Linked DNA regions of Mus musculus: all the other regions are linked to region 3. The links are chromatin loops, found by intact Hi-C in ENCODE. Cell type or tissue: gastrocnemius. All regions are shown on one strand. Links, peaks and the distances in the headings refer to the core of each region. The heading gives the core; the rest is flanking DNA.

Region 1 (9,914 bases), core at 1,036-9,035, 350 kb after region 3:
TTCCTTCTTCACCGCACAGTTAACTCAGTCTGAAGAAGGCTGCAACGTTCACTCTTCACTTTAGAATACTTTCCTTTCCTTCTCAGTGTTATGAAGTTTTAGTCACACGATTGAATAACTGACTGTCCTTTAAAGGTATATCGAGTACTTCAGTGAACACCATTGAATTTAACTTAATTTTTTCTTGTTCAGGGTTTACGGCAGCCAGCTCCTTTTTCTGATGAAATTGAAGTTGACTTTAGTAAGCCCTATGTCAGGGTGACTATGGAAGAAGCCTGCAGGGGAACTCCGTGTAAGTAACTGCTTAACTGTTTTATTTGCTGTAGTGTTCAGCATGCTAGTCTGCCTCAGTGCTCTGCTGGAGGGGTGACTTCTTCACTCTATAAAACTCTACATTGTTTTCCTTGTTATGCATTTGTTTCGTGGGTTGTTGGCTTAGTGGTCATGAAACAGAAAAACAAATAAAAAATATCACAACTATTAGCCTGATGGCTGAGAATGTCGCTCATTGGTAGGTTGCCTGCCTAGTGTGTTCAAGGACCTGGGTTTGATCCCCGGGGTGGCAGAAAAGACAAGACAAGAATCTTGCTAGCTCTAGCTGAATTATGACTTGTTTGCTTATTTGGTTTTTTGTGAGGCAGAGAAATCAAACCTAGAGCCTGTATTTCTTGCCCTGTGATTATGTCTGTTTTTACAAATATCCAAATAATTAATATACTGTCATATACTTTTCCTAGCCTCAGCATTTTTTCCACAATTCTTTCTCATGGTGTCAGTCAACTACAATTACACCTGTAATCTCAGCTTGGAAGTAGAGGCAGGAGGATCATTTCAAATCATCTTTGGCTATCACAAAGCAAATTTGAGGCCAGACTGAAGTTGAGACACTGTCTCAAAAAGCCACCCAACCTCACAGAAAAAAATAACTTATCCATTGTCTTAATTAGGGTTTTACTGCTGTGAACAGACACCATGACCAAGACAAGTCTTATAAAGGACAACATTTAAGTGGGGCTGGCTTACAGGTTCAGAGGTTCAGTCTATCATCAAGGTAGGAGCAGGGCAGCATCTAGGCAGGCATGGTGCAGGCAGAGCTGAGAGTTCTACATCTTCATCTGAAGGCTGGCTTCCAGGCAGCCTAGGACAAAGGGTATTAAAGCCCACACCCACAGTGACACACCTACTCCAAAATGCCACACCTCCTAATAGTGCTACTCCCTGGCCCAAGCATATACAAACATCACACCCATTGACTCCAGTTTCAGGGACTTGACACCCTTTTTGGCCTCTGTGGGCAGTGCATGCACAAGATATACAGACACAGCTGGGTGTGGTGGTGCACATTTTAAATTCCAGCACTCAGGAGGTAGAGGCAAACATATCTCTAAAATCAAGTACAGCCTGGTCTACAAGAGTGAGTTCCAGGAAAGCCAGGGCTAAATAGTGAGACCCTGTCTTGAAAAAAAACTAAAACCAACCAATCAACCAACCAACCAACCAAACAAACAAACAAAAAACCGGAAAGACATATATGCAGGTAAAACACAAAAAACAAACAAATAAAAGGAACAAAATAGACTACCTACCCACACAAATGAAACATCTCATAAGCATTTGTGGTAAATGCTAAGTCATATAAGCAGTCAGGCAGCTATTCCTTCTTTTTTATAAATCTCCCATTCTTTCTTTACTTTTTTCTAATCTTTTTCCTGTTCTGATTACCATGATAAGTATGCTATCTATTCTACCAATATAGGGCTGAACTTAACTCCAGGCAAGCACAAAGAGTAAGAGGTCATTACAACCACAATACAGTCTCGCACATATGCAATGAGTTTATGAATTTTACCTCTCATCCTTGTTCCTGGTTGGCCTGGAACTCTGTAGACCTGACCAGGCTGACCTGGAACTCAAAGAGCCACCTGCCTCTGTTCCTTGACCCCTGTGCCAGCCTTGGGATTAAAGGTGATTGTAGTTTGGTTTGGTTTGTTTTTGACAGTGTCTCTCTGTGTTGCCTTGTAACCCACAGAGATCTGCCTCCCAAGTACTGGGATTAAAAGTTGTGCACTGTGATTACTTCTTAATTGTGTTTATGGTTTTTTTTCTAAGTAATGAATAGTAAAGTGTGACTGGAAATGGTGCTAGACAATGTCATTCTGGCTAGGGGATCCCAGGACCCATTGGCTGTATTTATTATTATAATACCTAGAGTCCTAAAACAACAACAAATACTAGCCCCTGAGATTATTCTTTTTATGCAAAAAGTATTTAGCCGGGCGTGGTGGCTCACGCCTTTAATCCCAGCACTCGGGAGGCGGAGGCAGGCGGATTTCTGAGTTCGAGGCCAGCCTGGTCTAAAAAGTGAGTTCCAGGACAGCCAGGACTGTACAGAGAAACCCTGTCTCGAAAACCCAAAAAAAAAAAAAAAAAAAAAAAAAGTATCTAGATATGACTCATCTTATACTACCTTTCTAATTCATGAAGCGAATTTAATTAATTTGTTATTTAATGGGACAGGTTTTCACTATGTAGCCTCTTAAATTTTTAAAAAATTACATTTCTCTACTTATTTTGTGTGTATGTCTATGTGTGCATGTTGAGATGAGGGACAACTTTCAGAAGTTGGTTCTCTCCTTCTACCGTATGTCTTGGGAACTGAACTCAAGTTGGTAGGCTTGGTGGCAAGTACCTTTATCCACCGAGTCATTTCACTGGCCTGGAGGTCAAATTTCAAAATGCCAACGGACAGTTCATGTTTCACATTCAACCATGGGATAAAATCTGATGAGTCAGGAACTTTTTATGTATAGCATAACGACACACGTTCAGAATACCTTACTCAGATCTCTGCACAGTTACCCAGAGTGTTGTTAGATTATCCACATATCATCTTGGTAATTTCAAAAACTGAAAATATGTGTGGTGGTAGGCTGAGGGTGTGACGCTGAGGAAGAGCACAGGCTTAGCTCTCCTCAGACTGTGGGTTCAGTGTGTAGTGACTGATTGACAGAATATCTCAGTAGACAGTGAATTGAAACTGGGTTTTGCCTGGCTGGGGAAGGCATCTGCTTGCTTAGCAAGAGTAATGCAGCCACCTTATTTATAACCAGAGAGTGACTGGCAGTTGCTCTCAACAAGATGAGACAGTTGCCAATCAGGGTGTGGCTTATTGGTGCTTGCTTCTCCGGAGACTTTTGCAACAGTGACCCCTTCTGACCATTTGGCTAAAATGGTCATGCGTATTGCTCCCCTCAGAGCCTGGAGGTGAGGCCTTCCTCAGGATACTGCTGCGGTGGAGCACTTGGAAGGGGCACTGCAGAAGTGTAGGTGCGTGTTGCTTGGGAAAGGTCAGCTGTGTTTTATTGTGCTGGCAAATAGTCTTCCTGAGTAACATTCCGCTTTTCCCTCCCTAGACAGTGATTACTCGGCCAGACCACCCCTTGCTTTGCTGTGGCTATTCTACAATATGTTCGTAGCTTTTACCGTCTAGTCTGCCTTTTAGGATCAAGTAAAAGGGTGTCATAGCCCCTCAAGCCTTGCTTCAGAAAACCCAGTGTTAGTTTCTTCATGAATTCTTGGATTAAAAGTAGATAAAAAAAACAACTCATGGTTTTTGTTGTTGTTGTTTTGTTTTCGAGACACGGTTTCCTCTGTGTAACCTGGGCTGTCCTGGAACTTACTCTATAAACCCAGGCTAACCTTAAACTCAAGAGATCCTCCTGCCTTTGCAGGAGTACTGGGATTAAAGCCATGAGCTACCACTGCTCAGCTGATTCTCAACTCACGTTTTATTTTATTTTGTCCTGTAGGTAAATAAACCAAGTTTAAAAAGGAAGGAAGCTGGTTGACAACTTGAGCTAACCTTTACGTTATAGGACAATAGTAAATAAACATCAATAGGACAATGCCATAGCTCCATGGTAAAGCAGGTGCAGGGATCCCTGGGTTTTTAATTCTTAGTATCAAAAGAAAACCACAGCAGGTGGCAGCAGCACAAACCTTTAATCTCAGCACTCCGGAGGCAGAGGCTTGGAGGATCTCGCTGAGTTCGAGGCCAGCCTGATCTACAGAGTAAGTTCCAGGCCAGCCTGATCTACAGAGTAAGTTCCAGGACAGCCAGAGCTACACAGAGAAACCCTATCTCAAAGGAAGGAAGAAACACACTTATTATTTTCTATTATATTGTCCTGTTTTACTTAATTCTAATGTTTGGGCCAGCAAGATTGATTCATAGGTAAAGGAGCTTGCCGCCAAGCCCATCAGCCTGAGTTCAGTCCCCAGACCCCACACAGTGGCTCCCACAAGTGTCCTCTGTTCTCTATGTGTCTCCATGGTGTGCTTGCATATGCTTGCTCTCTGTCTCTTTCTTTTATACCCATACACACATACTAGATAAAAGCAAAAATTTCAGTAAGAATGTATTTCCTGTATTATAACCTGATGTGGCACCCACAGCACTGAAAGAACGCAGATTGAGAAGTCTTCCTCTCAGCCTGTCTCCCCGCCATCACGTCTCTCTTAACAGCAACCAGGACGATCAGCTTCTTGTGTCTGTCCAAGTACCTAGCTTATGGCTCCTGCACCATGTCATGGGCTCAGTTTTCCAGTAAAGTGTTGTCTCCACACCTTTGCTATTGCAAACAACGCCACAGTGAGAGTATGTCTGAAAGACCGTGTCCTGGAGTGACAGTGGCTGGCTCGAAGGAGCCAAGCATTTGCCATTTGTCTTTGATAAAGGTTGCTGAATTATGTTCCTATCAGCAATGTATGATTTCTCAGTTTAAATATTACATGTTTATGGATAGAGCTATTTTAAAAATCTAAACCTCTGGGCTGGCGAGATGGCTCAGCAGGTAAGAGCACTGACTGCTCTTCAATAATGAGATCTGATGCCCTCTTCTGGTGTATTTCAAGCCAGCTACAGTGTACCTGTACTATACATAGTATAATAATAAATAAATCTTTGGGCCTGAGCGAGCGGGCCGACTGGAGTGAGCAGGGTTGACTGGAGCAAGCAGAGGTCCTAAAAATTCAATTCCCAAGAACCACATGAAGGCTGACAACCATCTGTACAGCTACAGTGTACTCGCATACATTAAATAAATAAATCTTTAAAAAATTCCAAACCTCTTTTTAAAAAAAAGATTTATTTATTTTTATTTATTTGAGTACACTATAGCTGTCTTCAGACACACACCAGAAGAATGTATCAGATCCCATTACAGAGGGTTGTGAGCCACCATGTGGTTGTTGGGAATTGAACACAGGACCTCTGGAAGAGAAGTCAGTGCTCTTAACCACTGAGCCATCTCTCCAGCCCAAATCCAAACCTCTTGACAACCATTTTCCTTTTCCCTGATCCACAGCCCTTAAGAGGCTTTTTTGATTTGTTTTGTTTTAGTGCTGTGTTTTTGAGACAGATTTTCTCTTTGTAGCCTTTGCTGTCTTCAAACTCAAAGAAATCTGCCTGCCTCTGCCTTCTTAGTGTAGGATTAAAGGCATGCGCAACCACCACCAGGCAAGAGGTTTTATTTGGCAGTAATCATGCCCTGGATAAACCTCACTGGCTGAGATACTGCTGTGCAAAGCTTACAGCCCCCGGGACAAGGGGAGAAGTATGTCTCCAGGCTTCAGTTCTGTCAATCAGACGGGACTCTGGTCCTTCTTTCCTTAAGAGGTGGCCATGTTCCTACTGCTGCCCTCTGCTGCCACCGTGAAATAAGTTCCTCTTTTAGTGTCCTTAGGCTCCTGGACTTGCTCATTTGAAACACAATGAGCAATATGTTTATTTGACCCTGGAATTGGTCTCATGCACTTGCAGATGATTTCCTGGCTTTTCTTTTCATAGGCCACTACAGTTATTACAAATAACTCAACAGACAGTTCTTTTTTATCCTAATTAATGGGAAAAGGAAAAGATCTGCTTGTCTCGGCCTTCCAAGCACTGGTATTAAATACATGCTTTACCATGCCTAGCTAGGATTTATTTTCAAAGCAAAGTGTTACTTATTAGTAATCAAGGCAAACTGAAAATGAGAATGTTAGCAGTCAGAGCGGAGTTTTACATTCTGTTTAAACAAACCTGAAATGTCGTAAATTACAGGGAGAGGGTTAGGGAGCTGAAGAGATGGTGTAGTGGTTAAAAGACCCCAGTTCAGGTCCCAGCACCTATGGTGGGCAGTTCCCAGTCGCCTAGGAGTCTGGCTCCAGGCAGTTGGATGCCTCTGGGATAGGTACTTGCATTTACATGCACACACCTCCTCCATACATATATTAAAAGTTCATCTTTTCTTAAGGCAAGGATTTTGAAGTTCAGGATATGTATTCATTGACTAAATATTTAATATATCTTAGGTGGCATTAAAGAAAAACTACTCAGTCCATATAAAAACATGGACCGCAATCTAAATTCTAGATATCAGAGATAGAAGTCGCCACCTTTACTAAGGGAATAATACCTTAGTCTTTGGGCCTTCTTGTGTTTGGTTCAGGCAATCCTCTGTACAGTTGGACTATAAAACAATTAGTAAAATGGCTCATGTTTATGTTTTATATTTAATAGAAGTAGGCACTGAACTTAGGGCCTTATTCAAAGCCTCTACACTATATATACATATGAGATGTATATTGAAATATATATATGTATATATACACATGTACATATGCATATGTGTATTTATATCTCAGTAGGGTTATATACCAGACTCTTTTTACTTTTATTTTGAGACAGGCTCTTATTACGTTGTCCAGACTGGCTTTGACTTGATCTGTAGTTCAAGCTGGCCTTGAATTTGGTAATCTTACTGCCTCTGCTTCCAAACTGGCTGAGGTTACATGGCTGTGTCACCATGCCTGGTCCTAGAGAACATCTAACAAGAGAGGCTCTGTTAGAATGAAAGTCACACAGTGCTATTTGAGTTTGTCAGGTGTGAGGCACTGAGTAAATATGTTTTTGTAATGAGTTTTTTTGTTTGGATTTAGGTGAGCGGCCTGTGAGAGTTTATGCGGATGGAATATTTGACTTGTTTCACTCTGGTCATGCCCGGGCTCTGATGCAAGCAAAGAACCTTTTCCCTAATACGTATCTAATTGTGGGAGGTAAGAAACCTAATACGTATCTAATTGTGGGAGGTAAGAAACCATCCATCGGCTTTAAGGGTCGTCCAGAAAAAGAGTAATTTCCCTCCTGTTTGTGTGTTTGGCCCGGGTCTCCTTTACTAAAGGAATGAAGTTTCTGTCTTAGATTCAGTCTGTGTAGGACAGGCTCACTGAAGTCCTAGATGATCTCGCTGTTCGCAGCTGAGGGTCTACAGTTGTATACCGTAGCTGCATTCATCCAGTTGTCTACTTAAAAACACTGCGTCTGGACTTTGCTGCATCAATTTTGAATCAACAAAAGAAAATTCTGTCAAGCAAATGCTATATGGTCAATTCCAATCTTATAAAATGAAAATAGGAAAGAAAACATTAAAATTTTTATTTTATGTATATGGGTGGGTTTTTGTTTGTTGGTTGGTCTTCATGTGTGTTTCTGTACCACATGTGCCTGGTGCCCAAGGAAACTAGAGAAGGTATCAGATCCCATGGGACTGGAGTTACAGACAGTCGGGAGCCACCATGTCGGTGCTGGGAATCAAGCTCAGGTAGTTTATAAGAGCAGCCAGCTCTTAGCTGCGGAGAGATCTCTCCAGCTCCAATACAGTTTTAAAACCCTCACTGGTGTAGAAATACAGAGCGGGCTCATTTCAAAGTCAAGATCTGAGTTCCATATTTTACCCTTTTCAAAAGTGTGAGCCTTACTATAGCAAGTGTTAATCCTGAAGGTTAGTCTTAGATTAGGAAGGACATTGTCACCCAGGCTGAGGTACATACAGAAGATCCTTCTCCATATTGGTTGAAGATGGGGTAGGCATTGTCACAGACCTAGAAAGTAGGAGACGATGGGAAGGGTTGTTGACGAGGAGGGTTAGACAGGGACCTTGACTTACAACTGTGTGATGCTGTGATGCAGTCTGCAGTGATGAGCTAACGCACAACTTCAAGGGCTTCACTGTGATGAACGAGAATGAGCGCTATGACGCCGTGCAGCACTGCCGCTACGTGGACGAGGTGGTGCGGAACGCCCCCTGGACTCTGACGCCTGAGTTCCTGGCAGAGCACCGGGTAAGACTGGCCGCAAGTAATCATTCCTAGTTCCAACACCCCCTCACTGTTTGGGGGAGAAGGCTGGTTTTCCATTTGTTATACTTCATTTATGCCTTCTATGTAAGTTTCACATAGAGATGACGACTGTGTTATTACTATAATAGTGGCCACTGCTGACATTTATGTGAGATCTGATGGTTTACAAGCACTTTATTGTCACTGTGTTCTAGTTGCTTCCCACAGCTGCCCTGTGGGGATAGTTAGTATCTCCATTTACACATGGAGAACAAGGTGCAGAGAGACTGAACAATGAGCTCCAGGTTACTGTTACAGGACTTAAATGAGCCGTCTAACTACAAGACGCTTTCCCCACTCAATAGGTGTGTCCTCCTTTTATGGTGTGGCAATCTCTGGTCTATTCATAGTTCTAGGCTTACACATGAAGCTTATCTCTCTGGGTTAGTAAGGTGGCTCAGCAGGGAGAGGCAGTTAGTTGGTGCCTGGCTTGATGACCTAAAGTTGAACCCTGGACCCACATGCTGGGTCCAGATGAGATCTTAACTCCTGCAAGTTGTCCCCTGGCCTACATACACAAATGTATGAACAAATGAACACATACAAAATAAATGTAAAAAAATATGTTTATATTCTAAAGCCAAGGGACTGAAGCAGGAAAGTTTGAGGCCAGCTTGAGCTACATAACAAAGACCTTGTCTCAAGGAGGCCAAGAGATGGAGAGATGCTCAACAGTTAGGAGTGCTTTCATCCTTTCAAAGGCCAGAATGTTCCCCGCACCCACACGGGGTGGCTTTCAGAGGCTTGTAATTCCAGCTTCAGGGCTTCCAATGTCTTCCAGGCTCCATAGGCACTGGTACATACATGTACGTGTACACACACACACATGTACATGCACATACAAATAATAACTCTGTGATTAAGAGCACTTTCTATTCTTGCACAGGACCTGGGGTTGGTTTCCAACACCCACATGGTAGTTCACAAGAGTGTAACTCCAGTCCCAGAGGATCCAGCACCTCCTGGCCTCCATGGATTCCAGGGACACAGACATACATGTGTTGCATAAACACAAACCAGGCAACACACTCATGCATATACAAAATATAAAAACAAAACCTTTTTTGGTTTTTTTGAGACAGGGTTTCTCTGTAAAGCCCTGGCTGTCCTGGAACTCACTTTGTAGACCAGGCTGGCCTAGAACTCAGAAATCCGCCTGCCTCTGCCTCCTGAGTGCTGAGATTAAAGGCGTGTGCCACCACGCCCGGCTAAAACAAAACCTTTTAAAAAACAAAAAATAAATTAAAAAGAGGAAAGCTTCACATTTTAAGAAATAGTGCATTTTCTAAAAGATTTGTTTATTTATTTATTTTATGTATGTAAGTACACTGTAGCTGTACAGGTGGTTGTGAGCCTTCATGTGGTTGTTGGGAATTGAATTTTTAGGACCTCTGCCCACTTGGTCAGCCCCGCTCGCTCCGGTCAACTCCACTTGCTCAGTCCCTGCTCCCTGCGGCCCAGAGATTTATTTATTATTATAAATAAGCACACTATAGCTGTCTCTAGACACACCAGAAGAGAGTGTCAGATCTCATTACAGCTGGTTGTGAGCCACCATGTGATTGCTGGGATTTGAACTCAGGACCTTGAGAAGAGCAATCAGTGCTCTTACCCCCTGAGCCATCTCACCAGCCTGCATGTTTTCTTATGTTAATTTTACTTTCAGCTTTGATTTGGGGCTAGGAATTGTGTGC
Region 2 (9,914 bases), core at 711-8,710, 89 kb after region 3:
GGAATTGAAGAGACTGTACCCCGAGCACCAAGAGTGTCGGTGTCTTTGGCACTCTTTACACTCAATTTTTTAAATATTGATGTTCATGGCCATACTGCGGCTGAACGTCATTGTTCAGAGCCAGATAGGCCCAATGAGATGGTTAAATGGAAAAATGTCCTTGATAATAAATGGTATGGCCCGGATCCTATTTTGATAAGATCCAGGGGAGCTATCTGTGTTTTCCCACAGAATGAAGACAACCCATTTTGGTTACCAGAAAGACTCACCCGAAAAATCCAGACTGACCAAGGGAATACTAATGTCCCTCGTCTTGGTGATGTCCAGGGCGTCAATAATAAAGAGAGAGCAGCGTTGGGGGATAATGTCGACATTTCCACTCCCAATGACGGTGATGTATAATGCTCAAGTATTCTCCTGCTTTTTTACCACTAACTGGGAACTGGGTTTAGCCTTAATTCAGACAGCCTTGGCTCTGTCTGGACAGGTCCAGACGACTGACACCATTAACACTTTGTCAGCCTCAGTGACTACAGTCATAGATAAACAGGCCTCAGCTAATGTCAAGATACAGGGAGGTCTCATGCTGGTTAATCAACTCATAGATCTTGTCCAGATACAACTAGATGTATTATGACAAATAACTCAGCAGGGATGTGAACAAAAGTTTCCGGGATTGTGTGTTATTTCCATTCAGTATGTTAAATTTACTAGGGCAGCTAAATTGTCAAAAGGTCTTTTTCAGTATATGTTACAGAATTGGATGGCTGAATTTGAACAGATCCTTCGGGAATTGAGACTTCAGGTCAACTCCACGCGCTTGGACCTGTCCCTGACCAAAGGATTACCCAATTGGATCTCCTCAGCATTTTCTTTCTTTAAAAAATGGGTGGGATTAATATTATTTGGAGATACACTTTGCTGTGGATTAGTGTTGCTTCTTTGATTGGTCTGTAAGCTTAAGGCCCAAACTAGGAGAGACAAGGTGGTTATTGCCCAGGCGCTTGCAGGACTAGAACATGGAGCTTCCCCTGATATATCTATGCTTAGGCAATAGGTCGCTGGCCACTCAGCTCTTATATCCCACGAGGCTAGTCTCATTGCACGGGATAGAGTGAGTGTGCTTCAGCAGCCCGAGAGAGTTGCAAGGCTAAGCACTGCAATGGAAAGGCTCTGCGGCATATATGAGCCTATTCTAGGGAGACATGTCATCTTTCATGAAGGTTCAGTGTCCTAGTTCCCTTCCCCCAGGCAAAACGACACGGGAACAGGTCAGGGTTGCTCTGGGTAAAAGCCTGTAAGCCTAAGAGCTAATCCTGTACATGGCTCCTTTACCTACACACTGGGGATTTGACCTCTATCTCCACTCTCATTAATATGGGTGGCCTATTTGCTCTTATTAAAAGGATAGGGGGAGATGTTGGGAGCCGCGCCCACATTCGCCGTTACAAGATGGCGCTGACAGCTGTGTTCTAAGTGGTAAACAAATAATCTGCGCATGTGCCAAGGGTATCTTATGACTACTTGTGCTCTGCCTTCCCCGTGACGTCAACTCGGCCGATGGGCTGCAGCCAATCAGGGAGTGACACGTCCGAGGCGAAGGAGAATGCTCCTTAAGAGGGACGGGGTTTCGTTTTCTCTCTCTCTTGCTTCTTGCTCTCTTGCTTCCTGCACCCTGGCTCCTGAAGATGTAAGAATAAAGCTTTGCCGCAGAAGATTCTGGTCTGTGGTGTTCTTCCTGGCCGGTCGTGAGAACGCGTCTAATAACAAGGGCCCTCAGATCTTTGTTCTCATTTCCTTCCTGCACAGCCCCCCTTCCTGACTCCCCTTCCGGTTTGTAAGTTTCGGAGAAACTCTTGCTTTCAAGGGGCTTCCTCAGGGGGTGAACTAGAAACAGGAGACTCCAGAGCTGTCCCACGGGACCACTGCAGGCAGACTACAGGGTAACACAAGGCCAAATGATCTTCAGGGGGAGCGGCAAAATCCCATCTCTGGAAATGTCAACTGCACCGAGGAGAAGGATCGTCCGGAGTGCACTGGAGCAAGGAGGAGGGTTTCACGACCCCTAAAGCCCTTTGTAACCCCAGATGCCATCCCCCAGATGAAAACAGTGAAGCCAGAGGTGGTGAGGAAATGGAGATGCCAAAAGAGAGGCAGATGGGGAGGGGGGTCCCCGCAGAGTTCTCTTCTGCTTTCCGGTTTCCCTGGAGGGCTGGCTCTAGCTTCTCTGCCTGCCTCTGTCAATTTCCATCAGTGTCCGATTTCACTTGATAAGGAAGCAGAGGGAGGGGGAGGGGGCCTCACCAGGCTCTGCAGGGAACAGTAATGGCCCTGAAGCAGAAACAGGTGCTCCCTTCCTCGATGTCAACGCTTCCGGCCCCATCCCGGGCCATACAATAACAGCGGGGAAATTAAATTTAACAGGAGAGAAAACACAAGCCTAATTAAAGCAAGGGTTGTTTTGAACTCTGCAAATATACCGTGTAAAGCGGACAAAGAACCCCGGCCAGCCTATTTCCGAGTTCCAGAGAAGAAAGAACAATACAGTCAGGTCAACAAGCCGGGGGCCCTAGGGCCCCGTTGTCCTGGACAGGATATAAAGATGAATAGCTTCTTTTCTTACCCTCAAAATACTCCCAGGCTCCAACTGCACCAGAAAGCTAAACAACAAATGATAAGGAAATGTGCACTATAAAACATGCTTCGATCTGCGTTACCAGAAGACGATATGGAATCTCCCTGGAAATTGCAAGTAAACAGACTATATCCCAGATCCGTCGCATTCTCCCAGGGTGGTTCAGAGGCAGCTTTACAGAGCCCTACAGAAACGGTCTAAAACCTGTGTCCCTCGTCCCTCTTTGGTTCAGTCTAGAGCCAGTTTTAAAAGTAGGTCTCCCTCCCTCTCTCCTCCCTGAGGCGTATTCTCTCTGTGTAGCCCTGGCTGTCCTGGAATTCATTCTGTAGACCAGGCTGGCCTAGAACTCAGAAATCTGCCTGCCTCTACCTCCAGTGTGCTGGAAATAGGGACGTGTACCACAACAGCCTAGCTAGAAATGGTTACACATGAAACCATCTTCCATTAGCGCCTTAGTCTAGTACCTCAGTCATGTGAGGGGTTGGGACTGTGTTGTTACAATTCATTCACAGACCAGAGGCTGAGGTTCAGAAAGGGCCAGTGACTTCCCTGAAATCCAGCAGGTAAAATCATGCAAGAGACTGGTGACTTAGGCACTCTCTTGAGAGATCGTATTCTCCACAAAGCCTCTGCTGTGACATTGGTGTGGAAAGGTTATTTAGGGTGCTGTGCCTGTAGGTTTTGGTGAAAAAAACCAGAAGGTCCTAGAATCACATTTTCCGGGGATCTTTGCAGAATTCTTCATTACCTCTGTTTTGATACCCAACTACGCATGTCCTGTTCCCAGGCAACTTCCCTGTGGCATCCATGTGTGTACAATGCTACATGCCTGACTGCAGGTAGAGTCCTTGCCCTCCTACCCTGTCAACCAAAGATCCAGCAAGTGAATGAGAAGCATGGAGACATGAGAAACAGAAGCCCTTGCCTTCCAGGTGGTTGGAGGTAAATATGATGGATCTAGGTGAAACGTGCTCGTTCATGCTGTGTCTCTAAGTTCCATGGAGACTGGATGGTAATTATATGGATGGATTGATCCATAACCCTGACAGTCAGGGAAAAATGGAGAAAATATCAAAAGTGAATGATGTCAACTTGATAATGCAGAATTCACCCGGGGAAACACACATGACTTTGGGGGATGATCTTGATTGCCTTAGTGGAAATGGGAAGTTCTGCCCACTGCGGGCAGCATCATTCCCCAGGCAGGAGAAAGCGAGCTGATCACCAGCATGTGCACATTCCTTGTCTCTACGACAGTGGATGAATGTGACCACTGCCCTCAAGCTCACGAGGTTTTGAAATCCCTGCTGTGACCCCTTCTCTCTTAGGTTGCTTTTGCCAGGTCATCTTTATAGCAAGAGGAAAAGAAACTATCACAGAAGGGAAGAGGGGCAGCAAGAGAGAAGCTAGAACTTTCTTGGCCGAAAATTATAATGAATTAGGTAAAAACCAAAGAATAAAAAGCCAGGTCCTCAAAGGCATTGAGCCAATCCTCCTCCTTCAGAAGACTTCCTTGCGTTTGGCAGAAGACCTATGGACGGAACTCACCACAGGGTGTGGGTTAGACTGGGAAGTGGAACTGAGGAACTAGTTAGCTTTTGTCACTTCACGGGGTTTCCTCCTGCAAGCTCCTCCCTGCGGATTACCCCTGGCACCCCAACCTACCCCATCCTCAAATGTGTTGCTGCTGCCCCCTGCTGGATGAACCCTGTCAGACCCCCCACACACACACACACAACCCCTACTGGAAGGCCGCCATTTTCCACATGCAGGCAGGAGCTGTAGGAGGCAGGCAGGCAGTAAAATAGTATTTAAACATAGCCAGAGACCAAAATAAATCCGTTCTGGAAAAGGTCTGAAACCTCTGGCTAGTAATCAATATACAAGCTTGTGAAAGAGGGAGAGCAAGAGCGAATGGGGGCAGAAAGCCACCTGGAGGGGGAGGCATGAAGGCCTCAACTGTCTGCCTTGTGCCCTGGATCCATCTGAAGTAAACTCCCCTCCCCAAAGACAGTGTTATACGCTCAGGGAGGTTTGCAAAGACTACATGGCTAAGAGAACACCTTTCAAGCTCTTCAGTGGCCCTTTCTTCCCTCTTATTCCAGAGATCCAGACTTAGCCATTACCTTCCATGTTAGCCTTGCTTCACATGCCTCCCCATCTCCCAGCCGTTGTTCCCGTTCAACTGACCTTTTCACAGTGCCCACGTTCTCCCTCCTCGCCCCACTGTCACTCTAGCATCTATGTTCTCTCCTACTCACACCCCAACACTTAACAATCTATTAATAGCATCTCTGTGTGTGTGTGTATATGTGCATATAGAGATGAAACAAAACTGAACAAAAATGAAATAACAGAAATGTATATAGAGAGATGGATAGATATAGATATATATAGAGAGAAGGTTTCTCTGTGTAGCTCTGGTTGTCTTGAAATTTACTCTTAGACTGGCCTCAGACTCACAGAGATCCACCTGCCTCTGCCTCCAGAGAGCTGGGATTAACAGGTGTGCACCACTGTGCCTGGCCAGAAGAGATAAATTACTTAAACCAATAATTTCTTCATTGTATTTTGTATCTTTTGAATTTTGAACTATGTAACCATAACTCATATTCAAAAAATAAAATCATTTTTTGTTTAGTTTTTTTTTAAAAGATAGGGTCTCATATAGCCTAGGCTGGCCTCAGATTTGATATGCAGGCAAGAATAACTATCCTTGAACTCCTGATCATCCTGCCTCCACTCACAAGTTCTGGGATTAGAGGTATCCATCACCAAGACCAAGGCAGTTCGGGGAGCAAGCCCAAGGCTTCCTGCACAGGCAATCACCTTTTCACCAACTGAGGCATGCCTCCAGCCCTTATTGGTTTGCTTTTAATCAGAAGTAGATGAGAAATCTTGGAAACATAACATATATAGTAATTTAAAATAATCAGTGGACAGAATAAACTCTGCTTTAAACATGAACTGTGAACTAGAACATGGTAAAGGAGCCGAGTATGGTATCACATGCCTTTAACCCTAGCACTCAACAAACAGGTGGGCAGAGCTCTGAAAGTTCAAGGCCAGCCTGATCTACATCTACATGAGGAGTTTCAGGATAGACAGGGCTACAGAGAAAGATCTTTTCTCAAAACAAACAAACAAACAAAAATACAAATTAAATAGCTGTACACTCCAAAAGGACCCTATTACCCTACAATATATAATCACAGCTCAATGCCAGAAAGACAAGCCACCCACTTTAATAGCAGGAATGATTTTAAACAGACTTATTTTATTTGGTTTTTTTGAGACAGGGTTTCTCTATATAGTCCTGGCTGACCTGGAACTCACTCTATGTAGACCAGGCTGGCCTCGAACTCACAGAAGATCCACCTGCCTCTGCCTCCCTAGTGCTGGGATTAAAGGTATTCGATACAAAACAGGCATTTTAAATATACTCTAAAGCATTACAAAATCCATATTCAGTGTCACTTGTAAAGATGCCTAGAATTATAAAGAGAGAAGAGGATGGGAAGAAGAGAGATGGGAGGGAGAGGAATAGGTAAGGATACAGAAAGATGGACACCCTCCTGCTCCAATGGAGGGATGGGCCTGCTGTGGAAAACGCTATTCTCATAGACTTATTGTGTAGCCTACTAATGCTCCTCCTAAATAACTCTACTCAAAAATTTTAAAACATTTAACTATAGTTATGCAAAGCTGTATATAACTTCGTAGCAGTACTGTTGATAATATCAAAATTTGTAACCAGGGGGCTGAAAAGATGGCTGAGAATGGAATCTGGGCACCACAGACTGGATCTGGCTCGGGGCTGGGAGGAAGAGGGACTCTGGTTAGTCCTGCAGGGGGAGTTCTTGGCTTGGCTTGGCTTGGTGGCTGGGAGTGCAGAGAGGCCTTCTACTGGAGTTTAAATAGCAGCTCTGAAGGCAAAGGGCATCTCTGTGGCTCCCTATGGCAGATCTCGATGAAAAGAGGCAGTCCATGGTTTTAAGGCATTTATTGTCATGGCAGAAAGTGTATGTGTAAAACTGTACCCCACTTTTCAGGGTGGGCCTGAGGTTAAATACCTTTTGCAGGGAGGAGTATCTGGGGAGGCAAGCTTATTGGCTAAGCTCTCCAGGCCTTTAGGAACTTCATTAAAATGGAAATCTGTTTTGAGACTATGTGACGACAGATCATGTCCTCTGCATGTGAGGGGCTTGGGGCGTTGTTCTTAACGCGACTGATGGCCACAAATCTATGGGGGTATTCCAAAAAAAAAAAAAAAAAAAAAAAAAAACCATAAATTTTTGTAAGGCAGTGGTGGAGCACACCTTTAATTCCAGCACTTGGGAGGCAGATTTCTGAGTTTGAGGCCAGCTTGGTCTATGCAGTGAATTCCTGGACAACCATGGCTACTCTGAGAGACCCTGTCTCCAAAAAATAAGTAAATAAATCTTATTCCCAATTTAAAAACCGACAGTAATCAACTCAGATGCCATAAAGAAAGCAACTTTGGGGCTGGAGAGGTAGCTCAGTGGTTAAGAGCACTGGCTGCTCTTCCAGAGGTCCTGAGTTCAATTCCCAGCAACCATATGGTGGCTCACAACCATCTGTAATTGGATCTGATGCCCTTTTCTGGTGTGTCTGAAGGCAGCTACAGTCTACTCATATAAATAAAAATAAATAAATCTTTAAAAAAAAAAAAAGAAAGCAACTTTGCATTACTTACATGGAACTCCACTAGGCTGGTAATTCATCTCTTGTTCTCTGGAGGACAGAGTGACTCAAAGCTATACATTTGTGAAGACTGATCTGGGCACACTGGTCTCACATTGGCTTTCCTCTGGGGTTTAAAACTGTTCCTCGTGCCCTATCTGGAGATGTGATGTTCCTTCTGACCTGCTTGTGTAACGTATGTGGCTTAATCTGCTAGGCTCTTGCTGACCAGTAAACTTACATCCTGCTCTCTGTCCACACTGAAGGCAGTATTTTGCCACACCAGATACTGCTCCCTTATTTCTCAGTGTGTTCTACACTTAAATGGGAAGCTCTGTGCTACCTGGACCCTCGGACAGTATTACAGATACAAATAACAGCAATGACGAGGGATGAGAAGACATTTGTCATAAAGACATCAGAACTTCCCAGATCTATTCCTTTAACGTGTGCATTGATCTGCAGTTTATCTTTTTAATTTTCAGTAAGCTTGACAAGCTAAGTTTAAAATCTGTATGGAGGGAGGACTGTGACATGACTTTAATCTCAGTATTCAGGTGGCAGAGGCAGGTGGACCTCCCAAGACTATAGAGAGAGATGCTGTCTCCATCAATCAATCAATCAATCAATCAAATCTATATGCTGGAGCAAAAGGTTAAGAATAACCAGAGGAAGCTGGGCGTGGTAGCGCACACCTTTAATCCCAGCACTCGGGAGTCAGAGGCAGGCGGATTTCTGAGTTCGAGGCCAGCCTGGTCTACAAAGTGAGTTCCAGGATAGCCAGGGCTACACAAAGAAACCCTGTCTCGGGGAAAAAAAAAAAAAAAAGGAAAAGCAAGCAAGCAAGCTGAGCAAGCCAGGGGAAGCAAGCTGGTAAGTAACATCCTTCCATGGCTTCTGCATCAGCTCCTGCTTCCTGACCTGCTTGAGTTCCAGTCCTGACTTCCTTTGGTGATGAACAGCAGTATGGAAGTGTAAGCTGAATAAACCCTTTCCTCCCCAACTTGCTTCTTGGTCATGATGTTTGTATAGGAGTAGAAACCCTGGCTAAGACAGACATATATGAAAGTAACATCTTTTTTTTTTTTAAGTATCACAATGTTTATTGATAGATACAAGTATATAAAATCAGGGCATGAGGGGCTGGTGAGATGGCTCAGTGGGTAAGAGCACCCGACTGCTCTTCCGAAGGTCCAGAGTTCAAATCCCAGCAACCACATGGTGGCTCACAACCATCCGTAATGAGATCTGACTCCCTCTTCTGGAGTGTCTGAAGACAGCTACAGTGTACTTACATATAATAAATAAATCTTTAAAAAAAAAAAAAAAAAAAAAAAAAAAAAAAAAAAAAATCAGGGCATGAACATGACTTGATAAATTAAGTAGATTTAATTTCAATACTATAATAAGAGGGACCAATTCAAATTCTCACCATTTGTTTCACACCCACAAAAACCACTTCAAGGGCATTGAAAGTAACATCTTGATATACAGAAAGTAAAATAAATGAAATATTTTTTTAGAAAAATTGATTAACTTGCTTTTTCCAAAATCTGGACTGAGTCAGACACGAGGCGAATGCATCTGGAATCCCAACACTCAGGAAGCTGAAGCAGGAAAGTCCAGAATTCCAGGCCAGCAAGACTTTGGCCCAAACCTGGCAAGTGTGAAGGAGGGATTGCCCCTTGATAGAGGAAGCAGGAACTACTCTAACAACCAGGCTGGGCTACTGTGGTAACTTGAAGGAGACTATTTCCCCCAACATCACCACCAGGCTCATGGACTTGGGTGCCCGTTGGTGATGCTGTGTGGGAGGTTATGGAACGTTCAGGGCTCCGAGCCTGGCTGGAGGCAATGTGTCCCTAGCCATGGCTTTGAGAGTTTATCACTGTGGTTTACCTGAGAACCCCACCTCCACCCCAGTGGTCTTTGAGGTTTCAAAGCCTCACGCCATTCCCAAAGCTCCGATTCTGCTTGGTGTTTGTGGTTCCACTCCAGTTTCTGCTGCCACGGATTTTATATGTTCCTGCCGCCGGTGCCTTATAGCCTAGTTCCTTGGACTTACGGTCTGTTCCTGGAGATGGTGTCTGTGTAAGACTGGAGAGTCTTAGCTTACTGGGGACTCCCTAAGTGAACGACGCAGAGCCAGGAATCAATGCAAAAAAGCAAGAGGAATTTATTATCCCAACTCGTTGGGGTCGCCCAGCACATGGAGAGAGAGAATACACGCAGCCCATCCCGCGAGCCTTTATACAGTTCTCCAGGCAGCAGCCATTAGGCACAATGTGATTGGCAGAACAGTGTGACTTTTAAACTGATTGATCTATAGAGAATGAGGTAGGTGGTAGAATGTGTCTATCCCTATCCGCAGGTGGCCAGTCCCTTCTCCCTGTGGTCTGAGGGATGTAATTAGTCCCTCCCTTCCAGAGGAGAGGGGTGCCTAGGTTCTTTATGACCTTTTGCTTCCAGGAGGGGAGGGGTCCGGTGAAATTTTCTGAAGTTCCTGAGCTGAGCTCTTCATCTTATGGCCTTCTTTTCAAAATCAGGCCTGGTCCTTAAATGGAGACAAATGTGT
Region 3 (9,914 bases), core at 612-8,611:
TTGTTTCTGATAATGAAGTACAGAAATAGAGGAGATAAAATTTCTAAAATGATACCACACTGATGGGAAGATTTGTGTGTGTTTACATATCAGTTTTTAAAAATGAAATTGATAATTTTTTGATAGACATGGTAATGCCTGTAATCCTAGTGCCTGGGAGGCAAAGGCAGGCCAGCTTCAGCTCGAGCAATAGTATAAATGAGACTGAGTAAGGGAAGAAAATAAATCTTACTACAATCCTCAAGGTTCCTTGTATCCAATCCCTCTAATCTCCTCCCTTTCCTCTTCTCCCGTTCTCTCCACCACATACCTAAGGTGGGACTGGCAGCTCGTAAGGAAAGATCCCATTACAGATGGTTGTGAGCCACCGAGTGGTTGCTGAGAATTGAACTCAGGACCTCTAGAAGAGCAGTCAGTGCTCTTAAGCGCTGAGCCATCTCTCCAGCCCTTTAACTACTTTTTTTTTAAATGTAGTTATCTCTTTATTTAATGTGCATGAATGCATAAGTAGCTGCATATATTCATGTGAACCACATATGTGCCTTGTGCCCTTGGAGAGCTAAAGAGAGCCTTGGATCCTCTGGGACTGGAGTTCCAGACAGTTGTGAGCCATCATGTGTATGCTAGGAATTGAACCCAGGTCCTCTATTAACCACTCTTAACCACTGGGCCATCTCTCCAGCCTCCTTTTTTGAAACAGCATCTCACTGAACCTCAGGCTGTCCTCAGTAGGCCTCATGTCTCAGCTTCTCAGCTGCTGGAAGCTGGGAACCACAATACCCACTATATTTTTACCTAAGAAAAGTAGGAATGTAGTCCTGGAGAGATGGCTCAGTGGTTAAAAGCACTGGCTGCTCTTCCAGAGGTCCTGAGTTCAATTCCAAGCACCCACATGGTGGCTCACAGCCATCTGTAATGGGATCCGATGCCCTCTTCTGGCCTGCAGGCACACATGCAGGCAGAATGCTGTATACAAAACAAAGAAAAGCAGAATGCAGGCCAAGCGGTGGCACTCACCTTTAATACCAGGCAGAGGCAGGTGGATCCCAGAGTTCGAGGCCAGCCTGGTCTACAGAGCTAGTTCCAGGACATCCAAGGCTACATAGAAACCCTGTCTCAAAAACCCAAAAACAAACAAACACACACCAACCAGAAGCAGAATGTTTATTGCTGCTAAAACAGAATGTGAAAGAAACAAACCTACCATCAGAGGGCAGTATTTGTTTTTTAACCTATCAAAGCGAGCCTTTCATCCTGTAGCACAAGGCTGTCATCTGTTTGATGACATAATCAGTGTGCCTCGGTTGACATCCATGGGGAGCCTCGCTCAGCCTCTAGATGCCTTTTCAGAATCTGAGTTAGAGTCGTTTTTTTATTCGTCTAAATCATTTCAAGCACTGACAGGATGCCAAGCGCTTATCCCCGTTAACGGGAACACAGAGGATGAGAAAGCTCACATTTCAGTAGGAAGGCCTGCCCATAAAAATACCATTCGTTGTTTGTCAGTGCAGCAGACAAAGCGGGTGAGGCGAGGTCAGTCTTCGATGATGTCACCACTGACGTCATCACCTACCACAGATCCTGAAAGACTGAGGAGGAGAAGGTGCAAGCCCAAAGGAGCCCCTGTATGCAAATCAGTTTCATAGAATTAAGACACTGTATGACCAAGTCACATTTTATAGAAAATTATGCTTGGGCTGGTAAGATGGCTCAGCAGTTAAGAGTGCCAACTGTTCTTCCAGAGGTCATGAGTTCAAATCCCAGACAACCACATACATAGTGGCTCACAACCACCTATAATGAAAAACAAATTAAAAATCTTTGGGCTGGAGGGAGCTGGAGCCGGAGCAAGAGGAAAAGAGAAAGGAAGAAAATTATGTTCAAACCAAGCTTGGAGGTGCATGCTTGTAATCCCAGCACTCAGGAGGCAGAGGCAAGTGGATCTCTGAGTTCAAAGACAACCAGGACTACACAGAGAAACCTGTCTCAAAAAAAAAAACCAGAAAAACAAACAAACAAACAGCAACAACAAAACCCCCCAAAATGTATGCTCAATAGCTTCCCAACTTTTTATCCTTGGAGTTCTTTCCCTCCTCTGACTTCATTTTATTCTCAAGGCTGAAAATCTGTCATCCCATAGGGAAGGGCCCAACAGTTCTTCTTTCCCATCTTACAAATCCTAGGCCTTTGCCTGTCTGCTGCCAAGCCTGGCACCTTCTCCTGTAACACTACAGGCTCTGGCCTCAGCATCACATCCACATCTGTATGATTGGTCATCCCTGAGGAAAAACCAACCAACCAAACAAACAAACAAAAAAACCTCCTGAATTAATAGAATACTCATCAGCTCTTGCACGGGTAACAGCTTTATTTTTTATTTATTTATTTATTTATTTATTTTTCAAGATAGGGTTTCTCTGTATAGCCCTGGCTGTCCTGGAGCTCACTTTGTAGACCAGGCTGGCCTCAAACTCAGAAATCTGCCTGCCTCTGCCTCCCGAGTGCTGGGATTAAAGGCGTGTGCCACCACACCCGGCTCAGTTGTATTTTTAATAAAGATAAAATTAATTAATTTAATTAAATTAATTTAATTAAATATTTAATTAAAAGTGGGGATGGAGAAGAACATCAGAAGACCACTCTCAGGTCTCTCCTCCCTCCAGGCAGATTCATGAATCATACTGGAATCAGCTTGGCAGTTGGTCCCCTGTCCACCAAGTCATCTCTCTGGGGCTTGCCCAGTGCAGAGAGTGGGAGAGGCATTATCAACCCGTCTCACACCTTCTCAGACTTCTGAGTACAAAACAGACTGCTTTCTCAAGACAAGACCTTCAAGCCTCTAACTCAAGCTAGTGGATTGCAATCTTGAGGATGGTCAGACTCGTCATCACAGCACAGATAGATCCCTGTCTCAGGGATTCGGATTCATGAGCCAAGGGGTAGGACTGAGACTCTGCTAACAGTCCTTCCCCCCTCCCCCCGCACCACACCCTCTGCCCCCCACCACCACACACACACACACACACACACACACACACACACCCCAACCACTGTGCTAGGCTTTTGTTCTTCAGTTTTGGAAACCCACAATCCATCATTCTGTTAACTCCACCACAATCCCACTGTGGCTCTCTGAAACACTCATAATAACGTAATTCTATCAGATCCAACCTTCCATTCAAACCGTCCCACAGTCACAACCCTTGGACATCGTGGCTCCCAGGTTCACCTTTATGCAGGCACTAAGCATGTAGAAGGCATTGTCACTAGAGATTCCACAGAAGGAAGGACTGATGTAGGCTAAAGCAACCGAGACACTTTAAGATGGAGACCGGGTTGAGCCAGGAGGTGGTGGTGCACGCCTTTAATTCTAGCTCTTGGGAGGCAGTGCCGTCTACAGAATGAATTCTAGGACAGCCAGGGCTGCACAGAGAAACCCTGACTAGGTTCCGGTTTATTCTCAAAGGTAAATTTATCTATTTAGAATGCAGAGGAATGAGCAGTGTTGATACCAAGAATCATGTAACCCCAGAAAACTGGAGGATACACTGGGCCAGTAATGCAGTGGTAAATGATTCCATGGGAGGGGCCTGTCTGCTGCCAGAAGCATTAGTACAACCAAGCAGCACTTAGGCCTGAGTACTACTGGGTGAGGCAGAGTGCGGCCATCCGGGAAATGGGTGTGTTTACTTAGGACTGGGGCAGATTAATCTACTTCTTCTTTCTGTGGAAAAAATTGCTCTCTCCTGCAAGGCGCGGCAAGAACTGAAACCAGGAGGAAGCTTTGCTCAATAGGAAGTGAGCTCCAATTCTAAAATGGGGAAGCACTGCGTTCCTCCAGCGAGACGATCCTGAGCTGAAAAGGAGTGAGAAGCGGACTCGGACGGCTGGGGGCCCCTGGAAACAACCCACGTGGCCGCCAGGAAGACATCGCGAAATCAATGGTGGAGCATCTGCGCTGTGGCATACTGGATTAGATTCCTCTCTATTCCTTCCATGAGGTGTCCTTACAAAAACAACTAAGGGGTTCGTTTATTCTAGCTCACAACCTCAGACTACACTACAGTCCCTGGAGGTTCCGGTGGCAGAGGCTTCCAAGAGCTGGTCACATGACAACCAGAACAAGTGTACCCACGTACGCGTCTCAGCCCAGTCTTTACTGTCTGGCGCCCAGCCCAGGAAACTGTGCCGCCCACATTGGAAGGGAGTCTTTCCACCTCTATTGAGATTTCTGAGTTCGAGGCCAGCCTGATCTACAAAGTGAGTTCCAGGACAGCCAGGGCTACACAGAGAAACCCTGTCTCGAAAAAAAAAAAACAAAAACAAAACAAAAAAAAAAAAAAAGAAAGAAAGAAAGAATGAAAAAAGAAAAGAAAATTCCTCAGACATGCTTGAGGGCCAACTTAATGTAGGCAGCTCCGCCTTCAGACTCCCTTCCTAGGCGATTCTAGATTGGGTCAAATTGACGAATAAAACTAACCATCATACATAGCGGTGGTGGCACACGCCTTTAATCCCAGCACTCGGAAAGATGAGGCAGGCAGGTCTCAATGAGTTCGAGGTCAGCCTAGTGTACAGAGTGAATCCCAGGGCAGCCAGGGATACACAGAGAAACCCTGTCTTGAAAACAAAGACTAACCATCACATACGACCTGGATACCCTAGCAAAAAAAGGGGGGGGGGGGAGCCAGAACCTTCGGGATGGGATCCAGGGCTAACTGCGAAAGCAACTTGCAGACTGACAGCAGATTCTAAACCCTTCCCATCACCTACCATACACGCAAGTCCCAGGACTGCAGCCAGCTGCAGAGGGACTGTGCTAGAGTAGGGCTTCACCATTTAAATGCGAAGACTTGGCTCCCGCTCTTTCGGTTTACCTAAATCCCATCTCCAGACTCTTTGTGTTACTTCTGTCCCTCCCTCATTTACCTCCCTCTCCCATTCCCATATACAAGTCCAATACTGGGCTTTTAAAAGAAGAGAAATGCCCTGCCAACGGGGTTGGAGTTGTAATGCCCTTCCCCTGAGCCTAATTCTTCAAGCTCCTTTCCACCTAACATGGTTGGAGGAACTTCCAAAACCCAACTGCTTTTCCCCTTAATTAAACCCAAATAATCAATTTACAGCTTTGTTCAATCTTGAATTCTTTTCCTGTCCCTTCACTTGCCCATGCCCCCGTAGGCCCGCTCATATAAATTGCTGTTGGCTGGATTCCGTACCTCTCCCAAGGCTTGGACTTTGATCATATCCCCTAATGACAGGAAGACATGGATATGTTCCACATTTCAAGTTCACTAAAGCATCAAAAATAAAAAATAAAACAGAGGAACTGCAATTCCTGTGAGTAGGTGGACGGCTTCTGACACTTCCTCCTGGGTGTAGTGGACACTGATGGACAGGAAGCACCGGGGAAGAAAGAAAATTAACCATTTATTTCGTGGTTTTCTTTTCAAGGTTTCCACATATTATCTCCCCCCAACCCCCTAGCGCGAGCACCTCCCGCCTTGTCCATGCAGTTCTGAGCATTGCCACCAGGGGGCAGGAGTGTTCCGGTGACTCTATGTCTTAACTGGCCAGGTTTGGGCTTTAAAATACAGAAGGAGATTTAGCATTTGGTGAACGTCGGACGCGGGGCTAATCCGTGAAGAGTCTTTAGAGATCACTGGAATTTATAACTTATTTCTCCAGTTTCTTCAAACCCCTCTTATTAAAAGCAAGAGTGCATTAAGAAAACATCAGATGTTCCTGCAACTCTCTTTCCTGTTTTATTTCATTTACTTTTTATTTATGTGTGTGTGTGTGTGTGTGTGTGTGTGTGTGTGTGAGGTACTTCCAGAGGACATAAAATCACCTGGAACTGGAGTTACAGGTAGTTGTGAACTGACAGATATGGGCACTGGGAACTCAACCCAGTCCTCTGTAATAGCAACAAGTGCTCTTACCCATTGAGCCATCTCTCTAGCTCTCCACTGTACTCTCCACTTTTAGAGAGTCCTGTGTACCCCGAGCTGCCCTCAACCTCACTTTGTAGCTAAAAATAACCTTCACCTTCTGATCTTCCCGTCGCCCTCTTTCCTGCAGGGATTGCAAGCGTGCAACACCTGTAAGAATAGTTTTATTTGGTGCTGGGATGGAGCCCAGGGCTTCAGGAACGCTAGGCAAGTACCCTACCGAGGGAGCCACATCCCAGCCAAGGTTTTATCATTTCCAGTACTACCTGCCTGTAGTGATTATCAAAGAGGAAGGCTTAGCCATGTCTACTATCCTTGCCATTATGTCTCCCATTGAGTAATCATTTTCATGGTGGTGTTTGTGTTGTTACAACTTTCTTCTAAAACACCACGAGAATCCACCGGCTGTAGGTGGGTGTGGTGCATTCCTTAGATTAGATCTCGACACTGAGCTAGCAAGATGCCCTAAACCAGTCAGTGTGCTCGCTCTAGGAGTGGTTAGCCAGGCAGGTCACCACATGCTTCAGAGAGCTCTGGGACCAGCAAGGTGGATGTGAGAGATTTTTCACTGGGGAAGGTGGTAGTGTCTAAGATGTGTGCCTTCTCTGGAAATACTGAAGACCATGCCCTGCCAAGCAGGGTCACAATCCCGTTACCCACAGGCTGTAGACTGAATAGCATTCAAGCCTGTTCTAAATGGTCCTGCAATTCACTGCTGGCTCAGAAAGACTTTTGTCTTGGCCTTAATTAGGACTTGATAGAATGACAACCTCCTCCTCATGGAAGAATGGGGGTGGGGAGGGACGACAAGGGAGGCAGTGCCTGGAAGGACAGATGCCTGAGGCTTCATAAGTCCACAAAACATATCTTATGGTAATTTTGTTATGTAGCTGATAGCAAACATTTTACACATGTGACCAAATTTGGGACGTTCTCTTTTCTTGCAGCATCAGGGTGTTGGGTCAGTAGACCCTAACATAAGCAGTCAATTTACCATAAGCTGTTTCACATACACTTTGTTCACACAAAACTCTTCCTAATAAATTTATCTTCCAGGAGAGAGGTGTCTTCATGTTTTAGTAAGAGAACTTACTTCTAGCTGGGCGGTGGTGTCGCACGCCTTTAATCCCAGCTCTTGGGAGGCAGAGGCAGGCTGATTTCTGAGTTTGAGGCCAGCCTGGTCTACAGAGTGAGTTCCAGGACAGCCAGGACTATACAGAGAAACCCTGTCTCGGCCCCCCTCCCTGGAGAGAGAGAGAGAGAGAGAGAGAGAGAGAGAGAGAGAGAGAGAGAGAGAATTTCCTACAGCATGCTTTATAAACAAGGTGTGTTCAATATTGAATAGCCCTTTGGCAAAGTTTCCCTAAGCTAGATCGGAACGCTTAGGTAATTATTTTTTTTTTCTTCTTCTTCCTTTCAATTTTTTGTTTTTTGTTGTTTCATTTTTGACATAGGGTACATAACGTGTCACTATATAGCCCTGGCTGGCTTAAAATTGCTACATAGAACAGGCTGTCCCAGCCGGGCATGGTGGCTGCTGGCTTTAATCCCAGCACTTGGGAGGCAGAGGCAGGTGGATTTCTGAGTTCGAGGCCAGCCTGGTCTACAGAGTGAGTTCCAGGACAGCCAGGGCTACACAGAGAAACCCTGTCTCTCAAAAAAATAAAAATCAAAACCAAAACAAAGCAAAATAAAAAAGAATCAATGTCTCTTAAATATAAGATAAAACTGCTAAGGAAGTAAATTTGCATGTTCATCGAAGGAAGGCTGGGTTTAGCCCTTTCTTTTTCTCTAGGGTGATGTTCTTACAGCTTCCTCCAAGTCCCCAAGCATCAGCCTCATGAACTGAGACTCCTTCCTTCACCATGTCCACATTTGCTTTCTAGTGTGTTGTCTACTTTCCAGTTCTCCACCGGTGCTATCCCAGAGTCCTTTTTATTTTATGGAAGTACATGAAGGTACACCTGCTTTAAATGTCCAGTCTGATAAATGTACACCTGTGCAGTCACCTCACACCTGCACCTGAGCACCTGCACCTCACAGACAGGTGTCCTGCACCTGTACCTGACAGGTGCCTTGCTTCCTTCCAGTCAAAGTCTAGTGCCCCACAGGCAGCAGCCACTCCAAATCTGCCCACATTGCTCCCATCTTAAATACCATTGGCTCTTGCAGTGCACTCTCTGCGGCTGATGTCTTTGCTCAACACAGGATGAGACTCAGATACCAGCATGCACTGACGTTTTACTATTTTGCCGTGTAACATCCCGTTGACAACTGTGCCACAATTTAGTCATCTTTTCATCTGGGTCTGTCATGTGAGGGAGGTCAGGTACCCTTGGAGGCCAGAAGAGGGTGCAGGGTACCTTGGAGCTGGGAGTTACAGGTGGCTGTGAGCTTTCCATGTGGTTGCTGGGTGTCAAATCTGGGTCCTCTGGAAGAGCAGCCAAGTGCACTTCAATGCTGAGCATCTCTCCAGCTCCAGTGTCCAACTGACAGTGGTGAACAGAATTTTATACTGTTGCCAGTTTAGCGTTATTGTGAAAAATGTCAAAAGTTCATAGAAATGTCTGTCAAGCTTTTTCCCCCCTTGTATATACAATAGAATTGCTGGACTATAGGGTATATACATACGTACATGCATATTGGCTGTGATGGTTTATATATGCTCTGCCCAGGGAGTGGCCCTATTAGAAGATGTGGCCCTGTTGGAATGGGTGTGGCCTTGTTGGAGTAGGTGTGTCACTGTGGGTGTGGGCTTTAAGACCCTCATCCTAGCTGCCTGGAAGCCAGTATTCTGCTAGCAGCTGTCAGATGAAGACGTAGAACTCTCAACTCCACCTGCACCATGCCTGCTTGGACACTGCCATGCTCCGCTCCTGCCTTGATGATAATGGACTGAATCTCTGAACCTGTAAGCCAGCCCCAATGAAATGTTGTTCTTGTAAGAGTTGCCTTGGTCATGGTGTCTGTTCACAGCAGTAAAACCCTAACTAAGACATTTGCTTTAGTAGATATCACAGATAACCACCAACCAAAGAGTACGCATGGTGGGACTCATGGCTCTAGCTGCATATGTAGCAGAGGATGGCCTAGTTAGACATCAATGGGAGAAGGGCATCTTTTCCTGATTCTGACCATCCTGTGTGTTTTTTGGTCAGTTTGATATCCTGTTTTTGAGATACAGCCCTGGCTGACCTCAGACCTGCATCGATCTTCCTGCATCCGTCTGCCTCCTGAGTGCTGGGGTTATAGCCGTGAGCCACCACACTCTGTTGAACACTGGAGTTGGAGAAATGTTCCACATTTAAATGAACTTGGCTGCTCTCCCTAAGGACCCAGATTAGACACCTAGCACCCACATGGGAAGCTCACAGCCACCTTCAACTCCAGCTTCCAGGGACCCCCCGCACCCTCTTCTGGCCGCCAAGGGTACCTGACCTCACATGGCAGACACTCACAGATTAATAAGTAAACATTAGGGTGTTTTACTGACTTTTGTTGTCCTTTCATTGATTATCTAAGTTCCCTGTCTGTGTTGAGAGTGATTCCTCCATGGAGCACAGGTTATGAACCTCTTCTCCCAGGTCAAGACTTTTTATAACCGAAATTACTAACTTATTTTTATTTTCTGATACGGTCTCACCCCACTCCAGAGGCCAGGTATGCTTGGATTTGCTGTTTAGCCCAGAGTGACCTTGAACTCAAAATCCTCCTCTGCTTCGGTCTTCCAAGTAATATTCTCACTTTTCTCGTGGGTCAGGATGAGCGTGCACACGAAGACATGTGCACACAGAGGCCACGGGACAGCTTAAGGAATGCTGTGCATCTTCTTTGAGACACAGTCTGCCATTGGCCAGGAGCCCACCAATTAGACCGGATTTGGATGACTGGTGAGACCCCCGGGGTGCTCCTGTGTTCACTTCCCCAGCACCAGGGTGATCTTGACATGGCACTGGGTCCATG

What was found. Peaks named below come from ENCODE experiments on the same cell type or tissue, not always from the same donor. Only the 100,000 strongest peaks of a DNase experiment are listed, where the experiment ranks them.
Region 1: a loop joins it to region 3, with 2.4 times the contacts of the local background. A loop is called at or near these places in 9 of 42 quality-filtered maps.
Region 2: a loop joins it to region 3, with 4 times the contacts of the local background. A loop is called at or near these places in 26 of 42 quality-filtered maps.

What each region holds. Positions count from the first base shown.
Region 1 is chr16:32,455,020-32,464,933 of GRCm38, forward strand. It overlaps Pcyt1a (phosphate cytidylyltransferase 1, choline, alpha isoform), which reads left to right. Exons shown (of 9, transcript NM_009981.4): 3 at 193-292; 4 at 6,982-7,098; 5 at 8,012-8,163. Among named protein-coding and RNA genes, the nearest start is that of Slc51a, 28 kb to the right of the region's middle. In gastrocnemius, for the core only: CTCF peaks have their summits at 3,206 (motif pointing left), 4,920 (motif pointing left) and 5,707 (motif pointing left); a DNase peak (open chromatin) is centred at 3,179; H3K4me3 peaks cover 488 bases; H3K27ac peaks cover 2,146 bases.
Region 2 is chr16:32,198,572-32,208,485 of GRCm38, forward strand. No RefSeq gene overlaps it. Among named protein-coding and RNA genes, the nearest start is that of Bex6, 24 kb to the left of the region's middle. In gastrocnemius, for the core only: CTCF peaks have their summits at 4,351 (motif pointing left) and 6,486 (motif pointing right); DNase peaks (open chromatin) are centred at 2,242 and 4,326; H3K4me3 peaks cover 1,420 bases; H3K27ac peaks cover 2,308 bases.
Region 3 is chr16:32,109,957-32,119,870 of GRCm38, forward strand. No RefSeq gene overlaps it. Among named protein-coding and RNA genes, the nearest start is that of Cep19, 15 kb to the left of the region's middle. In gastrocnemius, for the core only: CTCF peaks have their summits at 1,201 (motif pointing right) and 5,523 (motif pointing right); DNase peaks (open chromatin) are centred at 4,155 and 5,528; H3K4me3 peaks cover 1,172 bases; H3K27ac peaks cover 2,398 bases.